Regions from separate parts of the Homo sapiens genome. Here region 1 is linked to region 2. The links are chromatin contacts, found by Hi-C or POLR2A ChIA-PET in ENCODE. All regions are on one chromosome and are shown on one strand. Each heading gives the region's core, a stretch centred on a gene start or an enhancer-like site at or near the end of the contact. The rest is flanking DNA. Distances are from core to core; before and after follow the strand shown. Region 1 has its middle 110 kb from the start of SEC11C. Region 2 overlaps ZNF532 (zinc finger protein 532).

Region 1 (5,888 bases), core at 493-2,992, 67 kb before region 2:
TTATGTTGATTTGACTCACTGATTAACGTAAAAGTGGAGAGAGAAAAAAATGCTGAATCTCTGGGTCTCTCCGAATTGATTTTTATTTTCAAACATTCAGAGATGTGATATTTTACCTTTGATGGGTTTTTGTTTGTTTTTTCTTTTTGAGACAGGGTCTGGCTCTATCCCCCAGGCTGGAGTGCAGTGATATGAACTCAGTTCACTGCAACCTCCATCTCCAGGCTCATGCAATCCTCCTGGCTCAGCCTCCTGGGTAGCTGGGACTACAGGCACACACCGCCATGCCCGGCTAATTTTTGTATTTTTTGTAGAGACGAGGTTTTGCCACATTGCCCATGCTGGTCTTGAACTCCTGGGTGCAAGCAATCTTCCTGCCTCAGCCTCCCAAAATGTGGGGATTATGGGCGTGAGCCACCACGCCCAGCATCCTTTAATGGTATTAAGTACAAAAATTAAAAACTTGTTATGGCAACAGAACATGGAAAACCCCTATTTTGAGACCACATTTCAATGTGCCTGCTAAAAGAAAGCTAACATAACGTTAATGTCCTGATCATAGGGTGCCTCATTTTGGGTGAGGAACCTAAAGTTTCAGTCCCTAACACCATACCAGGTGTGTCTGGCCTAAATCCTGTGATCCAGCCTTAAAAGGTCGGGCTCTGAGGGCCAGCCTAGCAGAGATGAGCACAATGGTGAATTCTAATGACTGTGGGCTCCACTCCCATCAGAGAGTTGGAAGCACGTGGCATGTCCCTGCAACCCAGCTCTGTGGACGTGGCATGTCCCTGCAACCCAGCTCTGTGGACGTGGTATGTCCCTGCGATCCAGCTGACCCTGCTGCTCACTGAGCGAGGTCAGAGCAGCCCAAGCATGTAGCCTTGGCAGATTTAAGCCCCTACCCTTTCTTTCCTCTCGTGGCTTAACCGAAGAGAATGAGGAAACAAGGAATGAATTTAGGAGGAGGTGGTAAGTGCTCATGATCTCATTTAATTCCTTCCACAGATCCCATTCTATGCCCCTGTTTTACACATGTGGAAACTGAGGTTCATAGAGGTCACACAATCTGACCAAGGTGAGAGTTAGCAATCAAAGCATGTTTGACTGGGTCACAGGATCCCTGAGCATGTGCTCTTTCTGCCACTCCGACTGTGGAACTGTCTACAGGCTGCCGGTGTGGGAGTGCGGGGTTGGGGGCGGGGAGTGGCACAGAGACAGAGGTCTAGAACCACATCGTGTGAAGTAATTGAGGGGTTCTGAGACTTGGACAGGGCCGTCATAACTGCCCTCAACATCTGATGGGGCTGCAATAGAAACAAGAGAGCATGATTATTTTCTGGGCCCTAGAAGGCAAAACCAGGGCCCCTGGTGGGAATTACAGGACAGCAGGGATTGCCTCTCATTCAGAAGCCTGACAGCCAGCACTTCCCATCACAGATGGGTCCACAGGAAGCCACCCGGCTGCTAGAGCTGCTTCCAGCTTTGGGAAAGAGGTTGTGCCAGGGACCTCTAGGCCTTCTTGGCTCCTTCTTATATCATATCTCTGCTTACACATACATGTGTTTTGTTTTTCTTATTGTTGAGCTTTTTGTTGGTGTTGCTACTGTTTTTCTTTTGGCCTTAAGACCCGAATAGGGCTGGGCGCAGTGGCCCACGCCTAGAATCCCAGCACTTTGGAAGGTTGAGGCGAGTGGATCATTTGAGCCCGGGAGCTTGAGACCAGCCTGGGCAGCACATGGCAAAACCCCATCTCTACTAAAAATACAAAGATCATTTGAGCCAGGAGGCGGAGATGGCAGTGAGCTGAGATCATGCCACTGCACTCCAGCCTGGGTGACAGAGGGAGACCCTGTCCCAAAAAAAAAAAAAAAAAAAAAATCTGAATAGGATTTGAGAAAATAATTTCTATGCCTTCCACAGTAGGCATATTCCCTGAAGCTACTTATCATTTATTCATATCCATTCATATCCTTCTAGTTCATTCACTGAAATTTCTTTTCTTTTCTTTTCTTTTCTTTTTTTGAGACAGTCTTGCTCTTGTCACCCAGGCTGGAGTGCAGTGGCACGATCTCAGCTCATTGCAACCTTTGCCTCCTGGGTTCAAGCAATTCTCCTGCCTCAGCCTCCCGAATAGCCAGGATTACAGGCACCCACCACCATGCCTGGCTAATTTTTGTATTTTTAGAAGAGACGAGGTTTCACCATGTTGGCCAGGTTAGTCTCGAACTCTTGACCTCAGGTGATCCACCCGCCTCGGCCTCCCAAAGTGCTGGGATTAGAGGGGTGAGCCACCGAGCCCAGCCATTTCATTTTTATTTTTATCCCCCTAGTTGCAGTAAGAAAGGATAATTGTGTGGACCTAAAAGAAATCTGTCAAATATTATTCCATGCTCTGTTCTTTTTTTTTTTTGATTCAGGGTCTTACTCTGTTGCCTGGCTAATTTTTAATTTTTTTTTTTTTTTGTAGAGATGGGGGTCTTGCTGCATTACACAGGCTGGCCTCAAACTCCCGAGCTCAATCAGTCCTCCCACCTTGACATCCCAAAAGTGCTAGGATTACGGGCATAAGCCACTGAGCCCGACCCTCTTATTCCACATGTTCTGAAGGTACTTGAGTGACCAGGCTTTTTTGTGTGAGAGAGAGACACATTCTGTTTGCCTTGGTGTATAGGTAGGCAGGTAGAAATGAAGGCAATGCTCCTGATTTTTCACTAAAACCCAATGCAGTCTATCTCATCAAAATCCGGCCTCTCACTACCTATGCTGGGTTAATCTGTTTCTGGCTCACACATAGCATGCTGTGTGAATTAGCTTGTGTTGCACACTCAACACCCTCCCTTCAGTTTCTATGTAAATCACTCCCCTTCCTGGTGATGTCAGGAAGCTTCTACGGGTCATGTGTGTAAGTGTGACACTGAAAGCAGACACTGTGGCCATGGAATTGTTCCTTAGAGAATTGCTGCAGTGAAACCCCAAGCCCTGTTCTAGTCTTTGATCAGCACAAAAACACACTGGATAATTGTACCCACAAAATAAAGCAGCATTTTTAGCGACCTTGCCTGACCTTAGCATGCTGCTGGTAAACAAAGATGGGACTGTCAAGAGCGGAGATCCAACCTCCACACTGACATTTGGAAGCTGCCGGGCGTTTGCTAGAAGCCAGCACTGTAGGCATTCGTTTCCAACTGCACACTCGGCTAAGTCACTTCTCCTGGGTGGTCTTAGTTTCATTCAAATGCCTACTTTTTCCTCTGCTGGAGGCTGCTGACAGGAGGAGATGTGCCCGGCAGTGTGTCCGTGGGATTCTGCTTCTTTGTTCATTGCTCTCCGCCTCGCTCAGTGGCAGACTCCCGTAAGTGGCCAGAGGTTCCCCGTGTTCCCGCGATGTCCTGCAGGCTGACCCCCATTCCCTAGCTGCCACGCAGACTGTTCCAGCCGGAGGGAGGATGAGACCCAGCAAGGTGATGAACCTGCAGGAAGAAGACACAACAGCTGTGCCTTCCCTCATCTCAGGACACCGAAACAAGACGCCGAGAAAACGGGCCTGTGAAAAGCAAACCGCTGCATACTTACGTAGAAAAACCTTTAACAATTTTAAGGATGGAGAATGATGCTGTAAGAATAAAACTAATGAAAAAAGAGAAAAAATATAAAGGAAAATATTAATGGATTTCACTTAACTTGTCATAATTATTTTTAAAATCTTAAAGCAACCAAAATACTGAGGAAGATGTCTGCAGCTGATATGACTCAGAATTAATATTCTTTATATACATAATAAACTTTAAAAATTAGTAAGAACCTGGCTGGGTGCGGTGGCTCACACCTGTAATCCCAGCACTTTGGGAGGCCGAGGTGGGCAGATCACCTGAGGTCAGGAGTTTGAGACCAGCCTGGCCTACATGGTGAAACCCCAACTCTACTGAAAATACAAAAATTAGCTGGGCATGGTGGTGTGTGCCTGTAGTTCCAGCTACTTGGGAGGCTGAGGCAGGAGATTCTCTTGAACCCGGGAGGCAGAGGTTGCAATGAGCTGAGATCGCCCCACTGCACTGCAGCCTGGGTGACAGAGCGAGACTGTCTCAAAAAAAAAAAAAAAAAAAGAAGAGCCTAACTAATACACACATGGAAAAGGGGGTAAAGAATACGAATTTACAAGAGAAAAATACAAGTGACAGATAAACTTAGGAAAGAAAAACCCTCTTTGCCAGTTTTTTGAAGTTGTAAATTAAACCAATGTATTCACCTATCAAATTGGTTCCACTTTTTATAAAGGTAGTAGCTTTTGATGCTGGTGAGAGGGTAAAGGAACACATGAGAGTTTCCTACTGGGGGCAGGAAAAATGAATTGTTCAGGAAAACAGCATCAAATGGTTCAAGTTATGACCCAGCAATTGTACTTCTATTTAATTTATGCTAAGAGGCCGGGCGCAGTGGCTCACGCCTGTGATCCCAGCACTTTGGGAGGCTGAGGCAGACAGATCATGAGGTCAGGAGTTCGAGACCAGCCTGGCCAACATGGTGAAACCCCGTCTCTACTACAAAAATATAAAAATTAGCCAGGCATGGTGGCATGTGCCTGTAGTCCCAGCTACTCGGGAGGCTGAGGCAGGAGAATTGCTTGAACCTGGGAGGCGAAGGTTGAAGTAAGCTGAGATCACACCACTGCACTCCAGCCTGGGCAACACCCAAAAAGTATTGGGTGACTTGCTGTAATGTCTGTAGGCAAGGCAATGCCTCAAATAAAAAATTAATCTTCAGTGGTCACCTGACAGCAAGGAACAGGAATGTTTTGGGATAGAATACATTTCTCAGTGGTCCTGAAACCAATCACACTGGGCATGGTCGGCCTTCCCCTTGAACAATTGTGCATTTTCTTGTTTAAGGTAAATGGTGGGCTGAGCATGGTGGCTTACGCCTGTAATGCCAGCACTTTGGGAGGCCAAGGTGGGTGGATCACCTGAGGTCAGGAGTTCGAGACCAGCCTGGCCAACATGATGAAACCCTGTCTCTACTAAAAATACAAAATTAGCCGGGTGCAGTGGCACACGCCTGTAGTCCCAGCTACTCGGGAGGCTGAGACAGGAGAATTGCTTGAACCCGTGAGGTGGAGGCTGCAGTGAGCTGAGATTACGCCACTGCACTCCAGCCTGTGTGACAGAGCAAGACTCTGTCTCAAAAAAAAAAGGTAAATGGTGATCTCCCTGTGTCTCAGTCTATTTGGCTGTTATAACAAAATACCATAGGCTAGGCGGCTTATATGCCCCAGAAATTAATTTCTCACAGTTTTGGAGTCTGGGAAGCCCAGAATCAAAGTGCTGGAAGATTCGGTGTCTGTTGAGAGCCCACTTTCTGGTTCATAGATGGCGCCTTCTAGCTGTGTCCTCACATGGTGGAAGGGGCAAGAGGGCTCTCTGGGGTCCCTTGTCTAAACTACCTGACCCCATTCGTGAAGGCTCTGCCCTCATGACAGGCACCTCTCAAAGGCCCCATCTCTGGATATCATCACATTGCGGGTGAGATTCCAACTTATGAATTTTGTAGAGGAAACAAAAACACTCAGACCATAATATCCTGAAACAGGCAGCACTGGCCAGACATCGTGCAATGAATGAAATGTAATAGTGAAATGCAGTGGATAAGGGGAAGTTGATAAAACAGTACCGACAGATCACAACCCACCCAGGTACCTTGGATGTCCATACTCACAGACATACGGCAGCAAATGTGTCCAGGGGGATCTTTCCAGCAGCACATCTGGTCACACTCCCACCAGACAAGGAGGAAGAATTTATTGTAAAAAGAAAGAGGGAAGGGGCCAAAAATGAAGTATTTCTGAATCTTAAAGTATCTACCAGAAAAGAAAAAGAGAGTGTATAAATCATTTA
Region 2 (6,449 bases), core at 2,576-5,075:
GGGAGCCTCTACCTTCTGGGCCCCTTAGAGATAAACAGGAAAAGCCAGGGGAGGAAATATCTTCCTTGGTCTCCAAAATAACAGCAGCCCTGGTAGGCAATGAACTACAAATGTCTTAAGTGTCTGTAAACATCTTAGTCACTGTGGTGTTCTTAAGCACCATGTTCTAACCCATTATTGCCTGCATGCCTTGTAGGGTACTGACTTTTCAGAGACGAGTACCATATGTGCTGTACTTCATGTGCAAAGATACAGCTTGGTATCCACAGCTCAAGTGCTGTAAATGATTTTTTCTAACACATGTTTAATGAGCCTGCACTGAACCACTCCCTTTCGGCCGGCAATTCTGGCCAAAGGCTTGCAACTGCCATGCGGCAAGGTAGAAGGTGCAAATCTATAGTAATAAAACGTGGTGAGAGTTAAGTAGCCACAGCCAGTCCTCAGCCAAACTGAGGTCTGAAGCAGCCTCAGCAACCCAGCAGGCCGTGGGAGACCGAATGCCGTGCGTTTCGATTAATTCCTTCCACGGTATTTACCGAGCTCCGACTCTAACTTGCCAGGCTCTCCATGCCCTTGAGGAGATTATAATCTGTTGAACAACAGCAGAAAAAAAAAGTATGGTGGAGGCGGCCACAGGTGCACGGAAGGGTGCACGGGGGGGCAGGGTGGGGATGAAGAGACCTACTGGTGATAACTAGCTCACAGGCAGGCAATGCAGCAAGGAAAGGTATGTCCAGGCAAAAGGAACAGAAAGCAACAAAGACAAGGAAGAATGTGGCACATGTCAGGAAACTGCGAGCAGCTCTGTATTGCTGGAACAAGAATAGGCAAGGGTCCAGGGGGAGGAGAGGTGGAAAAGGAGGCAGGGTAAGATCATGGAGGGCTCCAGGGCCACCTATGACAGTCACACTTCCAAGAGATGCTCTGGCAGCTGTGTAGGGTCTATCGGGGAAAGCTTTGTTATCTGGCAATGGGTTCTAATGATAGGGGGATTGGTTCTGTTGGGGACCCTCCACTGGGACCACCAGCTATTCTACCTCTAGGCCTACCAGCCCCTAAATCCTAGCAGACTTTCAGAAAGAAGCCCACTGACCTGGTTACCAGATTCAACACCTTTGTCTTGCTATTACTTTAATAATTTCATTGCACATCCTTCGATGTGGGGTTTTTATACTTAATATCCAGTGGGATGTACATTAATATACTCTCATGCAGTGTCATGAGAAAACGTGCACACCATAACAATAACAAGAGTTAATAAAGCCACAGCTTTTCCCTTAGACCACATAACAGGACATACATAAATACACATTTATAGCCCTTCAACCTTGTTTATAGCAACCTCGGGTGAGTTTACAGAAAAATGCCTCCAACAGACAGACATCTGACCAAGCAGCAACATGTCACAGTAAAGAGCATATCTTCCTAAGAACCTGAAAGAAAAAAAAAAAAAAAAAAAAAACACAAAAAAATGCCTTTTCTGGCTATACACAAGATGTGGACTAATATTTTACAGTCTTATTTGTGTCACATTTTCAAAATAACGTGTTAGTCTTTCTTGAAAGGATTTATTTTTCTGTCCCTAATGGAAAAATAATCAGTAAATTTTAGAAATGGAATCTGGTCGTTTGTCATTTCATTTTCTTTCAATTTAGAGGGCAAACCTTATGGTTCCTTCTTTGTATCTTTCACTTTGTTTCAGTTCAGTGAAATTGCCTGGTACTGGGGCAAGCTTGGGGCTTTCCAGATTCTTGTTCATGATCCAAAAATAAACAGGTTTGCTAAAACACATAATAGTTATAAAATATAATTTAGAAACAAATTATAAACACCAAGGCAAGTAATTTTAGATAAACATTTTAAATGAAAGATAATTCCCAAAGTAAAAACTCATGGTTTTTCTAGCTATTCTTAAAAATATATAACTCCTAAACTGAAATTATTCTCCAATCTCATCTTCCTGTTAGGCAGCTTTTATAAACTCTCCAGCATTAAGAGCAAAATCCTCTAAATAGCTTATCTCTCAGCTTAATCCCTTTACAGCAGAACTACTCAAGGAGAAGAGAGAGGGTAGGAGAGTAGGAGGGAACGTATGTAAGTGTGAAGGTAACACAATTATCTAGAGAAATTTAAAAATAGACTTCACTCCTACCCAGGTCCTACCCACTTCTCCACATCCCAAACCCCCATAACCAGACTCAAAAAAACCCTGATTCTAACTGTGCTCTCTGCCTCGAGAGCCTCTGCTTTAAGATAACTCCTGGAGTCAAGAAAGGGCCTCTCTCTTGTGCATTTCTCCAGATTTCCGAGACACTGCAGGAAGAGGCTCTGTCCCTCATAAGGCTCAGGCCCTGCTACAATCCATGCAGCCCCCAGATACATCCCAGGCAACTGCTAAATTCAAGCCACTCTAAAACATTTCATAATTCTGCAGGAAGATTTGCCCAATTAATTAACGACACCATGATGCTGTTAACAGCAACTGCAAGTAATTCCAGAAAGCATCAGACCCCAGCTAAGGAATATAAAACCAGGACATTCACAGTCTTCCAAAACTACACACACGTCCAGTTAATGATGGCATAACCAACTTTAACCAAGATTGAACACCTAAATGAAATGAAAATGACTACATCAAAAGCAGAAGTAAAAACTGGATGGAAAGACATATCTGCTAACTGTCCCACATCTATATTGAAAGATTCAAGGAGACTAAAATTAAGCAGCTTTTGAAATGTCAGCTTTCATTCTGTGCAAACTGCAGAGTCTGGGCTAGAAACCTGCCTCTGGCAGGCTGCAAAACCCTGGGGTAAGTTATTGAACCTTTCTCAGGCTTCATTTCCTCACCTAAAAGTGGGATTCGTAACTGTCTCCCCTCAGGAGCCTGCTGCAATGAGATAGTAAGTAGGGTAAGCCCTCAGACAGTGTTAGCCCCAGTATCCTTAACACCCCGCCTTCCAATTTAGCCACAAGCTACCAAAATCACCAATAGTTCAATATGTACTTTAATATGCTCTGAACCAAAAATTTTCAACATCCTTTTTACAACACATTTATAGCCTTACATTAAAAAAAGTTCTTATTAAATCAAGTGGAGGACTTCAGAAAACTACATATAGTAAACCATACTAATAAAATATCAAATAAACTAATAAAATATAAATTATAATAAAAGTTAGTATTAAAAATTATAGATTTATATAGTATAAGAAATATGTATTATATATGATCTATAGTATATAAATATATAAGAAATATATGAAGTAAAAATATTTAGAATATAATAAAATTATAGGCCAGGTGTGATGGCGCACATCTGTAATCCTGGCACTTTGGGAGGCCAAGGCTGGAGGATCACTTGAGGCCAGGAGTTTGAGACAAGCCTGGGCAACAAAGACAACTCCCTCTACCCCGAACTCCCTACAAAAAAATGAAAATCAATAAAAATTAGCCAGGCATGGTGGTGTTCACCTGTAGTCCCTGCTACTCAGGAGGCTGAGGCTGGCAGATTGCTCGTGACCAAGAGTGTGAGGTAGCACTGAGCTATGATCACGCCACTGCACTCCAGCCTGAGCGACAGAGCGAGACTCTGTCTAAAAAAAAAAAGAAAAACTGTGTATACACACACACACACACACACACACACACACACACACACACACACAAACAAAATATCAATTCCAGTGGCCAAAACTAATGAAAAATAAGTTTCATAAAGCCAGCAGTGATATACATTTCTAGCATGAATATACAAACTCTTAATGTGCCTTTTAATCACATCTGACACAAATGCAGAATCAAGTGAGAAGCCATCACTCTCTAACAGTCAACCAGAGATAGAAGAGAACATGCAACTGATTTAAAGATATTTCTCCTAAAACCTTGAGATCACAAATAAGTTCTAAGCCAAAAAAGATAGGAGAAACTGGTTTTTTAAAAAATTTTTTACCTGTTGCTAGGGTAACAGGATTTTGGCAGGAAGTCAAAGTCGCCATAGCTAAAAGATGAGTTTTAAAAGGATAAAAATCTATTATATCCCTACATTTAGATTAAATAAGAGACTTTGTAGTAAGGCATGCCTAATGACAACAGGATGAACTCTAACAGTAAAAGAATGAAAATGAAACCATCTGGCAATGAACTATGCAAACTAGACAGTATTTCAGTATTTTTATCCCCTTAACTAATGGCCATCACCACAGTACAGCACGAAGACAGAAACAACATGGAGATGTAACGTTTTATTTCACAAAGTTATCTAAACAAGTTTCAGGGAGATTAAGGGGGGCAATTATGCCCTACCACACATTTCATACACATGGCTAGGTTCCAGGTTGTGTGGGTGAGCACCTTTTAAATTTTTTTTTTTTTTTTTTTTTGAGACAGGGTCTCACTCTGTTGCCCACACTGGAGTGCAGTGACACGACTGCGGCTCACTGCAGCCTCAAGCTCTGGGCTCTAGCAATCCTCCTGCCTCAGCCTCTGAAAGTGTTAGGATTACAGGCGTGAGCCACTGCACCCGGCCAAGTGGGCACTTTAAAAATTTATATACATACACACACACACACACACACACACACACACACACACACACACATTTTTTTCTTTTAAATACTGTGCAAGTGAGAGTCTCTGTAAAGCTCCTCAGTCAATCTGATTCTAAGCATGGTGGTCCCAAACTAGGAAATGCAAGCTGATTGCCTTGCCATTCTTTTCAAAAGTAACAACAGCACACCTGCCTCAGTGGCTGTGGTCATCTCTCCACACTCTGATCCTTTCATTCTCCCACTTTCCTTCACTGCCACTGCTGTCTTTCACCTACATCTCTGAGTGAACTGAAAGTGAATTTCAGAATGGGAAAGGCTACAAAATAGCAAGTATTCAAATCACCTATCACCTGCACCCTGTATGGAAAATGCAGATGAAATCTATGGACTTTTCTTAAAGGCTTTAGGAACAGAAACATTAAGACATCCTAAAATCATTTATAATCAGGCTTTAAATTATATTGAACAGACTTACTAATGCTGTAAATCCAACATCCAGAGAGTTGTGTCCCCTGCCTTCACCACCAAGAGTGAACGTTGGGTGGAGTCTTTAAACAAATACACTTGAGATCAACCTTCCCCAAAACATAAACTCAACAAAGGTGTGTTGGTGCTATAGCAGTCACACAGTGAGGGCCACAGCAATGAGCATCAGCAGCAAGGGCAGGTGTGCGGCAGATCCCAGGTGGTATGAGTGTTCCCAGCCCTGCCACAACACTGGAATCACCTGGAAGCTTTAAGAATGCCAGGGCCGGCTGGGTGCGGTGGCTCACGCCTGTAATCCCAGCACTTTGGGAGGCCGAGGCGGGCAGATCACGAGGTCAGAAGATCGAGACCATCCTGGCTAACATGGTGAAACCCCGTCTCTACTAAAAATACAAAAAATTAGCCGGGCGTGGTGGTGGGCGCCTGTAGTCCCAGCTATTCAGGAGGCTGAGGCAGGAGAATCGCTTGAACCCAGGGTGGGAGCTTGCAGTGAGTCGAGATGGCGTCACTGTACTCCAGCCTGGGCGACAGAGAAAGACTCCATCTCAAAAAAAAAAAAAGAATGCCAGGGCCAGGTCCCACCCCTAGTGATGCCAATTAGCTGGTCTGGTGAGCACCAAGTGTGCTGGGCCGTAGGCTCTCCGGGTGATTCTCGTGTGCAGCTACCAAGTCAGACTCACTGCTCCCCCTGTAGCCTTCCTGCTGACAAGGACTTCTTCCTAGAAGTTCTGTTTCGATCCACAAATTAGATTAACTGTGAAACCAAATGCTTTCCACAGAGACTTGGTTAGTCCATGGAATGACTTTTAGACTGTGACTGGTTTAAAATATCCACCTCACACTAGCAATGGCTACTACATAGATTACCACTGGTAGTTTCCTTTCATTCCAGTGTCCGAGGAGAAAGGTCACATTGGCCCTAGAATCCATTTTTTTTTTTTTTAGACAGAGTCTCGCTCTGTCATCCAGGCTGGAGCGCAGTGGCGTAATCTCGGCTCACCGCAACCTTCACCTCCCGGGTTTAAACAATTCTCCTGCCTCAGCCTCCTGAGTAGCTGGGACTACAGATGCCCGCCACCATGCCCAGCTAATTTTTGTATTTTTGGTAGAGGTGGGGTTTCACCATATTGGCCAGGCTGGTCTCAAACTCCTGACCTCAAATGATACATCCACCTCGGACTCCCAAAAGTGCTGGGATTACAGGCATGACCCACCATGCCCAGCCGACCCTAGAATCCCTTCTATTCCATTATTTTACAGATGAGCATCTGGCCACTACCTGAATACTTCCAGCAACAGATAGGCAGACATTTCACTCATGCATGGCCCCAGCTGGTCTGGAATTATCACATGCTGGTCCTCACATGGAGGACATCTATCTGAAGACAGCTATCAAAGCTCCCCTTAACCCCAACT

Evidence for each region. Hi-C counts contacts between places; a loop is a spot of excess contacts on that map. ChIA-PET counts read pairs that join two places held with the same protein, here RNA polymerase II (POLR2A). Pooled maps may share reads with other maps.
Region 1: POLR2A ChIA-PET joins it to region 2 with 10 read pairs in activated B cell. The contact joins two enhancer-like sites. A Hi-C loop is called at or near these places in 1 of 50 pooled maps. POLR2A ChIA-PET finds 5 or more read pairs at or near these places in 4 of 52 experiments (AG04450, H1, activated B cell and 1 more).

Annotation. Positions count from the first base shown.
Region 1 is chr18:59,027,370-59,033,257 of GRCh38, reverse strand. It overlaps the pseudogene OACYLP. Among named protein-coding and RNA genes, the nearest start is that of SEC11C, 110 kb to the left of the region's middle. Within about 2 kb of position 1,742, at least 3 of the 41 ENCODE cell types and tissues checked have a DNase peak (open chromatin) inside an H3K27ac peak, as active enhancers do.
Region 2 is chr18:58,961,752-58,968,200 of GRCh38, reverse strand. The region is part of intron 7 of ZNF532 (zinc finger protein 532); the gene reads right to left. Among named protein-coding and RNA genes, the nearest start is that of ZNF532, 100 kb to the right of the region's middle. RefSeq lists an enhancer at 1-240. Within about 2 kb of position 3,825, at least 4 of the 41 ENCODE cell types and tissues checked have a DNase peak (open chromatin) inside an H3K27ac peak, as active enhancers do.